Linked DNA regions of Homo sapiens: all the other regions are linked to region 1. A link is a contact called in ENCODE Hi-C or POLR2A ChIA-PET data. All regions are on one chromosome and are shown on one strand. The core of a region is the stretch at or near the end of the contact, and the rest is flanking DNA. Distances in the headings are between cores, read along the strand shown.

What was found. Hi-C counts contacts between places; a loop is a spot of excess contacts on that map. ChIA-PET counts read pairs that join two places held with the same protein, here RNA polymerase II (POLR2A). Pooled maps may share reads with other maps.
Region 2: a loop to region 1 is called in a map of naive thymus-derived CD4-positive, alpha-beta T cell, with 3 times the contacts of the local background. The contact joins two enhancer-like sites. A Hi-C loop is called at or near these places in 1 of 168 maps with a recorded cell type or tissue (naive thymus-derived CD4-positive, alpha-beta T cell) and 4 of 50 pooled maps. POLR2A ChIA-PET finds 5 or more read pairs at or near these places in 2 of 52 experiments (AG04450 and activated T-cell).
Region 3: a map with no recorded cell type shows a loop between it and region 1 (13-fold over the local background). The contact joins two enhancer-like sites. A Hi-C loop is called at or near these places in 8 of 37 single-sample maps with no recorded cell type and 9 of 50 pooled maps. POLR2A ChIA-PET finds 5 or more read pairs at or near these places in 3 of 52 experiments (AG04450, Caco-2 and Panc1).

Annotation. Positions count from the first base shown.
Region 1 is chr11:78,463,350-78,467,465 of GRCh38, reverse strand. It overlaps NARS2 (asparaginyl-tRNA synthetase 2, mitochondrial), which reads left to right. Exons shown (of 14, transcript NM_024678.6): 11 at 1,453-1,590. Among named protein-coding and RNA genes, the nearest start is that of LINC02728, 36 kb to the right of the region's middle. RefSeq lists a silencer at 1-140 and enhancers at 1,367-1,426, 1,537-1,776, 1,947-1,996. Within about 2 kb of position 1,970, at least 8 of the 41 ENCODE cell types and tissues checked have a DNase peak (open chromatin) inside an H3K27ac peak, as active enhancers do.
Region 2 is chr11:78,290,593-78,294,708 of GRCh38, reverse strand. The region is part of intron 1 of GAB2 (GRB2 associated binding protein 2); the gene reads left to right. Among named protein-coding and RNA genes, the nearest start is that of USP35, 100 kb to the right of the region's middle. Within about 2 kb of position 2,413, at least 2 of the 41 ENCODE cell types and tissues checked have a DNase peak (open chromatin) inside an H3K27ac peak, as active enhancers do.
Region 3 is chr11:78,308,393-78,312,508 of GRCh38, reverse strand. All of the region lies in intron 1 of GAB2 (GRB2 associated binding protein 2), which reads left to right. The region is part of intron 1 of LOC105369402 (a long non-coding RNA gene); the gene reads right to left. Among named protein-coding and RNA genes, the nearest start is that of GAB2, 110 kb to the left of the region's middle. Within about 2 kb of position 1,773, at least 17 of the 41 ENCODE cell types and tissues checked have a DNase peak (open chromatin) inside an H3K27ac peak, as active enhancers do.

The DNA.
Region 1 (4,116 bases), core at 721-3,220:
CCCAGGCTCTCATCATTCCTCCCAACTCAGTCTCCCAACTATCTGGGACTACAGGTGCGTGCCACCAGGTCTGGCTGATTTTTTTATTTTTTGTAGAGACAGGGTTATGTTGCCTAGGCTAGTCTCGGGCTTCTGTGCTCAAGCACTCCTCGGCTTCCCAAGGTGCTGGGATTAAAGGCATGAGCCACCATGCCTGGCCAGAGCTTTTTTATTTTATTGGCAATGATATAGGTCCAGAGAGACCACATGGTCTGTCAATGGACATATGTATAATGTTGGAGGCAAAACTCTTTTCCTATTCCAGTTATTTTTTCCTGTAACTAAGATACTGCCAAACAAGTGGTAGTAATAAGATAATGTTAACCTTTGTGTTTAAACTATTCCTTGTACCGGTTCAATCCCAATTAAGTCAGATCTTTATGTATTACAAAAGTAACCTCTGTTTGTTATATTTATGATCAATTCTTTGTGTAAGTTTTCATTTCTTTTTCTCCTAACCCTGGAAGCTTCATGAAGTCAGGGATTATAACTTTTTCTTACCACTATATCCAGTATATCATATGGTACCTGGAATTTAATAGGCACATTAGTATTTGCTTAATAAATATATTGAACAGAGTTAATAAATATTCATCAAAGAGCATCTCATACATGAGTTGACTCTTTTTATTTAAAAAGAAGTCACCGGCCATCACTGTGGCTCACACCTGTAATCCCAGCACTTTGGGAGGCCAAGGTGGGCAGATCACGAAATCAGGAGTTCAAGACCAGCCTGGCCAACGTAGTGAAACCCCATCTCTACTGAAAATACAAAAAAAATAGCCGGGCATGGTGGCGGGCACCTGAAGTCCCAGTTACTTGGGAGGCTGAGGCAGGAGAATCACTTGAACCCGGGAGACAGAGGTTGCAGTGAGCCGAGATTGCACCACTGCACTCTAGCCTGGGCGACACAGCCAGACTCTGTCTCAAAAAAAACAAAAGTCACCAAGAGAAGTCATTTAGCCAAAGATAGGCTCAATATTAGGAATATTATCTTCTATCATTTAATTTCCTGAGACTTAGGAACAATAACGTGGAAGAAGCTGTAGGCACTATTAAAAATTGTGATTCTGAAGTCAGGTTTTTTTTTTTATCTCCTTGTAAAGTAGACTTTGTTTTCCTGCAGGTGCTGTATTGTCTGCTCCTGGGGGGTGGGGGTGGGGGAGCAATGGGGACACAGTAAGCATAGTGTCTATCTACTGGCCTCAGCTTTCATCTTTCCAGGCCTGTAGGTGTTCTTGTTAACAAATATCTCTCTCTTGTTTAGTCAGCTGTGTAACCTTAGCAGCTAGCTCCACACATGGAGCCTCAGGAAGATGAAGCCCTTAGAATTGATGCAGGTTATTTTCAGCTGCTTAATTGTATATTTCACCTCTGTCTCCTCTTTTGGTCATTTCTTTCTTCTCATTACAGTGGGGTGCTGACCTACGGACTGAACATGAAAAGTACCTGGTGAAGCACTGTGGCAACATACCTGTCTTCGTTATTAATTATCCATTAACACTCAAGCCTTTCTACATGAGGGATAATGAAGATGGCCCTCAGCACACGGTAAGAAGAGATACTAAATAAATTGGGGTTAGTCCTCTTAGGTTGGGTTTTTCATTTAGCCTTTGTGATCTTTTCTTAAATGTCATCTATCACTCTATCTCTTAAAATGATAATGTTTTTCAAAGACATCTCTTAAAAATTTTTCCCAAAGAAGATCCCAGTGTTCTATAAACGTACTTCCTCATTTCTGTCACAAGGTCTTCTTCTTAGTTTAGCAGGTGCAAATCTAGGTTTTCTTTGTTTCGTTTTGTTATGTTTCATTTTGTTTTGTTTTGTTTTGTAATGACTGAGAGGAAGTGGCCTAGAACACTGTATGGCTATACCAAGCTTGTTAGTCTGTGGTGAAGTACTGGTTAGGAGACTCCTAGGAGGGAAGGCATACTGGGCAAGAGATGAGAGCAGTGGCACTGAGAGGTGACAGCGTGCTGGTAGCCCTCACAGCCCTCTCTCGCTCTCGGCGCCTCCTCGGCCTTGGCGCCCACTTTGGCGGCACTTGAGGAGCCCTTCAGCCTGCCACTGCACTGTGGGAGCCCCTTTCTGGGCTGGCCAAGGCCGGAGCCGGCTCCCTCAGCTTGTGGGGTGGTGTGGAGGGAGAGGCATGGGCGGGAACCAGGGCTGCCTGCGGTGCTTGCGGGCCAGTGCGAGTTCCAGGTGGGTGTGGGCTCGGCGGGCCCCACCTGCTCCGGGCAGTGAGGGGCTTAGCACCTGGGCCAGCAGCAGCTGTGCTCAATTTCCTGCCAGGCCTTAGCTGCCTTCCCGTGGGGCAGGGCTCGGGACCTGCAGCCCCCCATGCCTGAGCCTCCCCACCCCTCCGTGGGCTCCTGTGTCGCTGAAGCCTCCCTGACGAGCGCCGCCCCCTGCTCCACGGCGCCCAGTCCCATTGACCACCCAAGGGCTGAGGAGTGCAGGCGCATGGCGCGGGACTGGCAGGCAGGTCCACCTGCAGCCCCAGTGTGGGATCCACTGGGTGAAGCCAGCTGGGCTCCTGAGTCTGGTGGGGACGTGGAGAACCTTTATGTCTAGCTAAGAGATTGTAAATACACCAATCGGCACTCTGTATCTAGCTCAAGGTTTGTAAACACACCAAACAGCACCCTCTGTCTAGCTCAGGGTTTGTGAATGCACCAGTGGACACTCTGTTTCTAGCTACTCTGATGGGGACTTGGAGAACCTTTATGTCTAGCTAAGGGATTGTAAATACACCAATCAGCACTCTATCTAGCTCAAGGTTTGAAAACACACCAATCAGCACCCTGTGTCTAGCTCAGGGTTGTGAATGCACCAGTGGACACTGTCTAGCTACTCTGGTGGGGACTTGGAGAACCTTTGTGTGGACACTCTGTATCTAGCTAATCTGGTGGGGACGTGGAGAACCTTTGTGTCTAGCTCAGGGACTGTAAATGTACCAATCAGCGCCCTGTCAAAACAGACCACTCTGCTCTACCAATCAGCAGGATGTGGGTGGGGCCAGATAAGAGAATAAAAGCAGGCTGCCCGAGCCAGCAGTAGCAACCCGCTCGGGTCCCCTTCCACACTGTGGAAGTTTTGTTCTTTCGCTCTTTGCAATAAATCTTGCTCCTGCTCACTCTTTGGGTCCACACTGCCTTTATGAGCTGTAACACTCACCGCGAAGATCTGCAGCTTCACTCCTGAAGCCAGCGAGCCCACGAGCCCACCGGGAGGAATGAAGAACTCCAGACACGCCGCCTAAAGAGCTGTTAACACTCACCGCGAAGGTCTGCAGCTTCACTCCTGAGCCAGCCAGACCACGAACCCACCAGAAGGAAGAAACTCCAAACACATCCGAACATCAGAAGGAACAAACTCCGGACGCGCCGCCTTTAAGAACTGTAACACTCACCGTGAGGGTCCGCGGCTTCATTGTTGAAGTCAGTGAGACCAAGAACCCACCAATTCCGGACACTGCACAATCAGGCAAAGGAAAAGCTGGCTTGGCAGAGCAGGAGGAGGCTTAGACTGCTTTGGTTTGGACTATCAAATAGAAATAGTGAGGGGAGGGCTATGAAGGGATACAGGCAGTCTAGGCAGATTTTCCCTGTCTCAGCTCTTGTCTGACCGTCTCTTCTCTGTCTGCCTGTTTTGTCTCTCTCATCCCTTTACCGTTTCTTGTCCTGTGGTTTTTTTTTTTTTTTTTTTTTTTTGACCTTAACTATAGTTGTCTTTTTTTTGAGATAGAATTTCACTCTTGTCACCCAGGCTGGGGTGCAATGGCGTGATCTCAGCTCACTGCAACCTCTGCCTCCCAGGTTCAAGTGATTTTCCTGCCTCAGCCTCCCAAGTAGCTGGGATTATAGGCGTGTGCCGCCACACCCATCAGATTTTTGTATTTTTAGTAGAGACAGGGTTTCACCATGTTGGCCAGGCTGGTCTTTAACTCCTGACCTCAGGTAGTCTGCCCTCCTCAGCCTCCCAAAGTGCTTGGATTACAGGCGTGAGCCACTGCACCTGGCCTGCCTTTTTTATTCTTTTGGTTTTTACAAAATTAGCTATAACATGGCCAGGTAT
Region 2 (4,116 bases), core at 1,164-3,663, 170 kb after region 1:
GATCCAGTTTCAGCTTTCTACATATGGCTAGCCAGTTTCCCCAGCACCATTTATTAAATAGGGAATCGTTTCCCCATTTCTTGTTTTTGTCAGGTTTGTCAAATGGCGATCATTAAAAAATCAGGAAACAACAGGTGCTGGAGAGGATGTGGAGAAATGGGAACACTTTTACACTGTTGGTGGGACTGTAAACTAGTTCAGCCATTGTAGAAGTCAGCGTGGCGATTCCTCAGGGATCTTGAACTAGAAATGCCATTTGACCCAGCAATCCCATTACTGGGTATATACCCAAAGGATTATAAATCATGCTACTATAAAGACACATGCACCTGTATGTTTATTGCAGCACTATTCACAATAGTAAAGACTTGGAACCAACCCAAATGTCCAACAACGATAGACTGGATTAAGAAAATGTGGCACATATACACCATGGAATACTATGCAGCCATAAAAAATGAGTTCATGTCCTTTGTAGGGACATGGATGAAGCTGGAAACCATCATTCTCAGCAAACTATCGCAAGGACAAAAAACCAAACACCGCATGTTCTCACTCATAGATGGGAATTGAACAATGAGAACACATGGACACAAAAAGGGGAACATCACACACCAGGGCCTGTTGTGGGGTGGAGGGAGCGGGGAGGGGATAGCATTAGGAGAGATACCTAATGCTAAATGAGGAGTTACTGGGTGCAGCACACCAACATGGCACATGTATACATATGTAACTAACCTGCACGTTGTGCACATGTACCCTAAAACTTAAAGTATAATAAAAATAAAAATAAAAAAAGACTCATATTTCATCAATATCCATCTTTTAACCTGCTTGCATGCTCTCGCTCTCCCTCACTCTCACACGTACTCTTTTTCTCTTGCTCTCTCTCGGTTGGCTGTTCTTAGGCGACAAATAGTGGTTCCTGCAACTTCAGGGAAATATTGTGACAACCCTTTGTCCAGTGACACAGCCAGTTTGAGTAACACAAAACAAAGGTCCTGGAGTTGAATCTTAATGACTCTGAGCTGGCTTGGAACATAACGCTTGTCGCTAAACTGATCACAGTGGCATGTAGGATGAAATGGTGCAAATTGGCTTAATCTAGATTACCATGATCTACTCCTTGAAGCCTATAGTTGGAGTCAGCTTTATATAAAGGATTCTAGGTGATCTTTTGTGTTTATGGTGTCTGTGTACCATCTTACCTGGAATAGAGATTGTGTTAAATTAACAGATCATCTGACTGAGAGGTTTTTTTCCCCCAAAACAGAAGCAAATAAACATTATTTTGTTCCTTTGGTATAACTTTCATTGAACAGTTATATAGTGCTTTGGAAGTATCAAGTCCTGTGCTAAATAAATGCTGGAGATACAAAAGCCCCTGACCTCAGAATGTCATAGTCTTGGGGTAAGAAAAAATTCATTCTGTGCCCGAGGAGCAAATAAGTTCCTTTAGAGTCCGAGGGAAACTGTACTTATCTGCCCTTTCTCAGATGAATGAGTCCAGAACAAATACAGTTAACTATGCTGCTCTCTTCTAGGGGATCTGCATTTGAGGAGTGGAAATAACTTTGGACTAGGAGCTGAGGCCTAGATTCTAGTTGCATTATTGCCATCTGCCATCACCAATTAACTATAAACTTGAATTCATAAACTCTGTGGCCAGTGTTTCTCAAAGTGTAGTGAGCAATTCATCTGCAGTAGCTTCACCTCAAGTTCTTTGTGGGTCTGGACCCACAGAATAAGAAGATCTTGGGCTGTGGTCTCTGTAAGTTGTTTAATCTCTATGAACTTCTTTTTCCTCACCTGTTAAGAGGATCCTATTTACCTTGCAGCATTTGTTAAAGGATTAAATGTGATAATGAGTAGAAAGCACATGGCAGGTAGCAAGAGCTCAGCAAATACACTTTTAAAAATTTCCTCAGAGAGTATAAAGTCTCTATGGTCCAGAGTAGTCGAAGGATTGCTAGAGGAAGGATAGCAAAAAGCCTTTCCTCGCTCAGGAAGTGTGCCTTCAAAAATGTGTAACTGTTACATGACTCCCACTGTACTCTTGTAATGTTTGCTGTTAACTATTATGGGACACGAGACTGGCATAGTAGCTTCGTGTTGAAATATATTAGGATAGACTTGTACATCATATGTTCAGAAGTGAGATCAGATTCCCCTGTGTCTTTGTGTTTGTTTGAGCTAGAACTCAACCACATCACCACCTGAGAGTTGACAGTTGAAAATATTTCTAAACCTCCAGAATCTTCTATCTTCTGCCCTGACTTTGGTATACCAAAGATAACAGAACTCTTCTTTGATGACTAAGGACTTCTCAAGGTCTCAAATCATCTTTTCTGATACCAAATCTCACGTGCCTTGTGGCTAAGGTTGTAGAAGGGGCAAGACATTACTTGGAAGAGGCTTTTGCGAAACTCCTGGAATAGGCGTGTCCTTTTAACTTCCCGCTTTCTGAAGAGGGTAAAACCAAAAACTGCCAGTAAACCTAGAGAATCCTATGAAGTGAGGTTTATGGTTAATCTGAATCTAACTGAGGTTACTGGGTGATACCTATAATTTAAACCTGTTAGGCGGGTATATGAAGAACATAACAGTTGTATCTTCAAAAAGCTCTTTGCCTTATTTTTTAAAAATTCACCAATAACAAAGACTGACTCTCTCTCTCTCACACACACACACACACACACACACACCCCTACACACCTCTTAGTGAAGCTCCCAGGTGGAGATGTGGTTATTCAGAAGAACACATCCCTCTGTTCTAAGAATCTGAGTAATCTGATTAAATGAGGTGTTACCATATCATGTTTTCTTAGTTAAAAAATACATAAGGGGCTGGGTACAGTGGCTCATCTGTAATTCCAGCACTTTGGGATGCTGAGGTGGGAGAATTACTTGAGCCTATGAATTTGACATTAGCCTAGCCAGCATAGTGAGACTCCATCTCTAAAAAAAAAAATTAACTGGGTATGATGGCGCATCCTGTGATCACAGCTAAATGGGAGGCTGAGGTAGGAGGATCGCTTGAGCCTAGGAGGTCGGGGCTACAGTGAGCCATGTTTGCGCCACTGCACTCCCGTCTGGGCAACAGAGGGAGACCCTGTCGCAAAAAAAAAAAAAAAAAAAAAAAAAAAAGAAAAAGAAAAAAGTAAGTCTCTCAAGATAGGGGAGAATAGACCTTAGGTAGTCTCTTGTCCATCTATTGATCTACTCTTTTTTTTTTTTGAGACAGAGACAGAGTCTTGCTCTGTTGCCCAGGCTGGAGTGCAGTGGTGCGATCTCCGCTCACCGTAAGCTCTGCCTCCCAGGTTCAAGCCATTCTTCTGCCTCAGCCTCCCGAGTAGCTGGGACTACAGGTGCTCGCCACCACGCCTGGCTAATTTTTTTTTTTTTTTTTTTTTTGTCGTTTTAGTAGAGACGGTTTCACCGTATTAGCCAGGATGGTCTCAATCTCCTGACCTCGTGATCTGCCTGCCTCGGCCTCTCAAAATGCTGGGATTACAGACGTGAGCCACCACGCCCAGCCTTGATCTACTCTTTGAGCCCTTCTTCTGTCACACTCCCCAACCTTCCCACCCTTTGTTTAGGCCAGGAGTCAACAAACAAATCCTGCCACCACTTCTTTTTCTAAGCAGTTTTATTGGAACACAGCCATGCCTGTTTGCTTATGAATTGTGTATGGTTGCTGTCATGCCACTATAGAACTGAGTAGTTATGACAGAGAAAATATGACCTGTAAAACCCAAAATATTTGCTAACATCCTTAACAAAGTTTGCTGATCCCTCACCTTGCCTCTTTCTTCAAAATCTCCAGTGTTGAGTATTCTCCAGTTTCCAAGAGACCTGCTTTGGACCACTCATTTAGAAAGTTCTTACGTTCTAAAAAAAATAAAATTTGGTTTTCCGTAGACTGCTCCTGCTGGTACTTGTTCAACTTGAGTATGTTGAGTAACTAAAAATAAATCAAATCGCTCTTCCACATATTGGCGGCCCTTTATATCTTAGAACAACACTATGATCATGACTCCAGGCAGAATCTTGCAGAATCCTGGTGTGATAAACTTTCACGGGCCTTCATTGTCACCAGAAGGGAGCATAACACTC
Region 3 (4,116 bases), core at 524-3,023, 150 kb after region 1:
GGTTGCACTGAGCTGAGATCGTGCCACTGCACTCCAGCCTGGGCGACAGAGCGAGACTCCGTCTCAAAAAATAAATAAAATAAAATGGGATAATAATAGTAACAACTCACAGGATGTTGTAAGGATGGAATGAACTCTTATATGTAAAGTGCTTAGGAGAGTGCCTGGCCCAAAGTAACTGTATTTTGTTTTTGTTGTGGTGGTGGTGGTGGTGGTGGTGGTAAAGACCACACAGCTTGGAGAAACCCCAGAATCTCCCTCTTGTTTTCCTCTTACTTTCTTATTGAAGAACTGTAGGGAAATTACCTTTTTTTTTTTTTTTTAAACTCCACAGGTCATGCTGGCTCAGAGTTTACAGTAAACACCAGGAACATTCAGTTGGTTGTGCCCTCAGTTCAGGGCATCTTATGTAATGTGCTGCCCTGTGACACAGACCTAGAAAAAGGGCTGTTTTCAAGCCTAGACATGGGAGGAAGGTTGGTATTCTTCGTAATTTGCAGCAAGGCATGAAGCTGATGTCTATCACTACAGCCAGCCCTGGACGGCATTGTTTGTTAGGTAAAATTGTCGGTAGAACTCTGCTCTGCCTCTTACCTGTTTCTCTCACCCCATCTCAGGGCCTCAGGGCTCTGGCCTCTGTATGACCTGGTGGGATTGAGCTTCTGTAGGCACCTCTTCTTGCCCACAGCCTCATACCTAACTACCGCCTCGCTCCAAGTCCAGTTGTCTCAGGCTTTCTAGGTGTCTTGCTACTCTGGTAAACTAATTGTATCTTATGTATTTATGGAAAGAATTAATGAATAAACAAATGCATGGAGGCAATTTAAAAGCAATATAATAAGCAGTACCAACACCACTGCCTGGCCCACAGCCTGGCACGCAGAGGCTTTTGTTGTTATGTTATAGTGGCTCAGTGAAAACTTATTGAATAATTTATTACTTTTGGTGTAATGCATTTACTATCCTAACCGTATGTTTGAAGCCCAGTTCAAATGCTCTATCCTTTGTTGAACTGTTCTTATATCAAATAAAAATTCTTCCTTTTCTGTAATAGAACTTTATAGGAAAGTTTATATATATAATATTCTTTAGGGAAAGAAAAAAAAACAACCTTTATATTACCTTACTTGATTCTTGTAACAACCTGGTTAGGATTATCATCTTCATTTTATAATTGAAACTGAGGCTTAGGTATATGAAAGAGCTCATTTTTATGCAGCTCTTAAGTAATGAAGCTGACCCCAAAACTTACTTTCATGTATATAAAATGTACCTAATAAGTGTTCAGTAAATATGGGGGGAAGAAAAAACTTACTTTCATTTAGTAAATTATTTTTACCTCAGTACATTATATAGGCAGATGTATATTTTATGAAGTTGTGCCCATATTTTAGCTTCCCCACTAGAACAGAAGCCCTTTTGATCTGAGAACTGTCCCATCTTGTTGCCTCTGCTTCCCAGAGCTTCACACATAATAAATGTTTGAAAGTAAATTGCTAATTTTAACAGGGTTCTTCAGTGGCAGAATTTCATACAAAATCATTGTAGTGAAAGAAAAAACCTTTAGTAAGGAGACAAATCAAACTTTTTTCCCCTGTGTAGAGAGCTCCCTAATGGGTCTTCTTATTTTTTTAGAATGAACTGTAGGACATACCCACAAGGGTACTCTTTCTGATGGGTGATACGAGGCTCAGGGTTTGTGGCAATGAACTTTGCTCTTTCCCACACCTGAAGCTGCAGCTGTAACACACATCAGAGACTGAAGGACAGTGGCGCTGGAACACGACCAGGCCTGGGCTGCGGTTCGCCTTGGTGAACTGAGATTCATCACTATTAATATCTGAGTTTCCATTAATAACCCTTTTCACTGTGAGCTCATTTAAATCTTCTGTTCTCTAAGCTATTTTTAACCACACATTCTTGGGCCTGGGCCTGGTTCCCGCTTACAGATCATAACTTTCATTTTGATTTTTTTTTCTTTTTTTTTTTTTTTTTGAGACAGAGTCTTGCTCTGTCGCCCAGGCTGGAGTGCAAGTGGCACGATCTTGGCTCACTGCAAGCTCCGCCTCCCAGGTTCACGCCATTCTCCTGCCTCAGCCTCCCGAGTAGCTGGGACTACAGGCGCCCACCACCGTGCCCGGCTAATTTTTTTTTTTTTTTTTGTATTTTTAGTAGAGACGGGGTTTCACCGTGTTAGCCAGGATGGTCTTGATCTCCTGACCTCGTTATCCAACCGCCTTGGCCTCCCAAAGTGCTGGGATTACAGGCGTGAGCCACCGCACCCGGCTCATTTTGGTTTTTGTACTTGCAGAAATAATAGGAATTCTGCCCAACCCCTCACTCCCTCCACCCCCACATTTCTCAGAGGCGTGTATTGAAATTGTAGGTGGGACAATTCTTTGTTATGCGAGATTTTATCCTATGCATGGTTTGAGGTTAATATACCTGTCCTCTGCCCTCTAATGCCTGTAAGGCTTTCCAATCATTGTGACAACTTACCCCACCACTGCCACCACCACACACACAGGCGCGCGCGCACACACACACACACACACACACACACACACACACACACACACACATTTCTAACCCTCCCCAAAGTGAACCGTACTGGGACTGATTGAAAGCCATTATAACCAGACACCTCTCTCTGCCACCCTTGATCTCTCTCTGTTGACTTGAGTCCCTATCCAAGGTAGAACTAGGAAACAGGATGTTACTCTCTATATCCTGAGAAAAGCAGCTTTTCTGTTTCCCCAGAGCTCTCCACTTTGTGAAATAGAGAAGCAAATTAAGATCTTGGGGATTGAACTGCTGAGACCAGTTGAATATCATTGTTGCTCTGTCAAGACAGGTTTTTTAAAAAAATATTAGCCAGGCATGGTGGCATGTGCCTGTAGTCCCAGCTACTCAGGGGGCTGAGGTGGGAGGATCCCCTCAACCCTGGGGAGGTTGAGGTTGCAGTGAGCTGTGATCATGCCACTGTACTCCAGCCTGAGCGACAGACTGAGACCCTGTCTCAATTTAAAAAAAAAAAAAAAAAAGGCAGGGGGCAGGGTTTAACCACAAGATTTTATTCTCTTAAAATTACATGAAGGCTGGGGAGGGGGACAGGGACTGGGGAAAGGCTGTTAGTTAGTATGGAATTTCTTTTTGGGTGATGAAAATATTCTGGAATTAAATAGTGGTGATGGTTGTACAACCTTGCAAGTATACTAAAAGCTACTGAATTGTACACTGTAAAGGGTAGATTGTATTGCATGTGAATCATATCTCAATTTTTTTAATTGCTTGAGTCTGCTACTCTTAATATTTCCCTACCTGTCATCTGATCTCCCAAGCTTGAAACTTTTATCTGGCAGTTACTTTTGACTCTTCTCTCTCCCGCAGTTTTCATTTCTAGTGGGTCACTAAGACCTAACTCCTAAGTAATTCTCAAATACCTTTTTTTCTGTCCCCACTCCCAGTGACATTACTCAGGCTCTCCCTTGCCTGTACTGTCGTGACTAGCTGTTAATTTCTCTTCCTGTCTCTAGACTTCTCCTACCCTCAGCATCTTTCCAGGATGTTTCCAACTATGTCTTCAACTTTTTATTGTGAAATGGAATACACACACAAAAATTATATATAATATATACTGTACTATAAAGGAAACACCCATGTAATTACCACCCAGGTCAAAAAATTGCCAGCATCCCAGAAATCCCTGAATGTCTCTTTCCAGTCATATTCTTCTTATTCCACTCCATCCCTTCTTCCAAGTATCATGACTTCTGTGGTAGTCATGCCCATGCTTTTGTTTGCAGTTTTACCATAAGTATGTGTATTCTCAAGAAATATTGTTAGTTCTGTTTATTTTTGAACTTTTGAAATCACATTTTTATACTCGCTTCCTTCTCTCAACTTTGTGTTTGTAAAATTTACTCATGTTGTGTATATAGCTTGGTTGTGTTTTCTTAAAATCTTGATCTGATCCTGTTTCTTCCAATCACATAGATGCTAAGTTCAAACTCCTTGATAATGGCAGCATTCAAGGTCCTCCAGGATCCTGTCTTGTAACCTGCCTCTCCATCTTCATTTGCAGTGACCTCTCTCCCCACATCCTTTCCCATAATC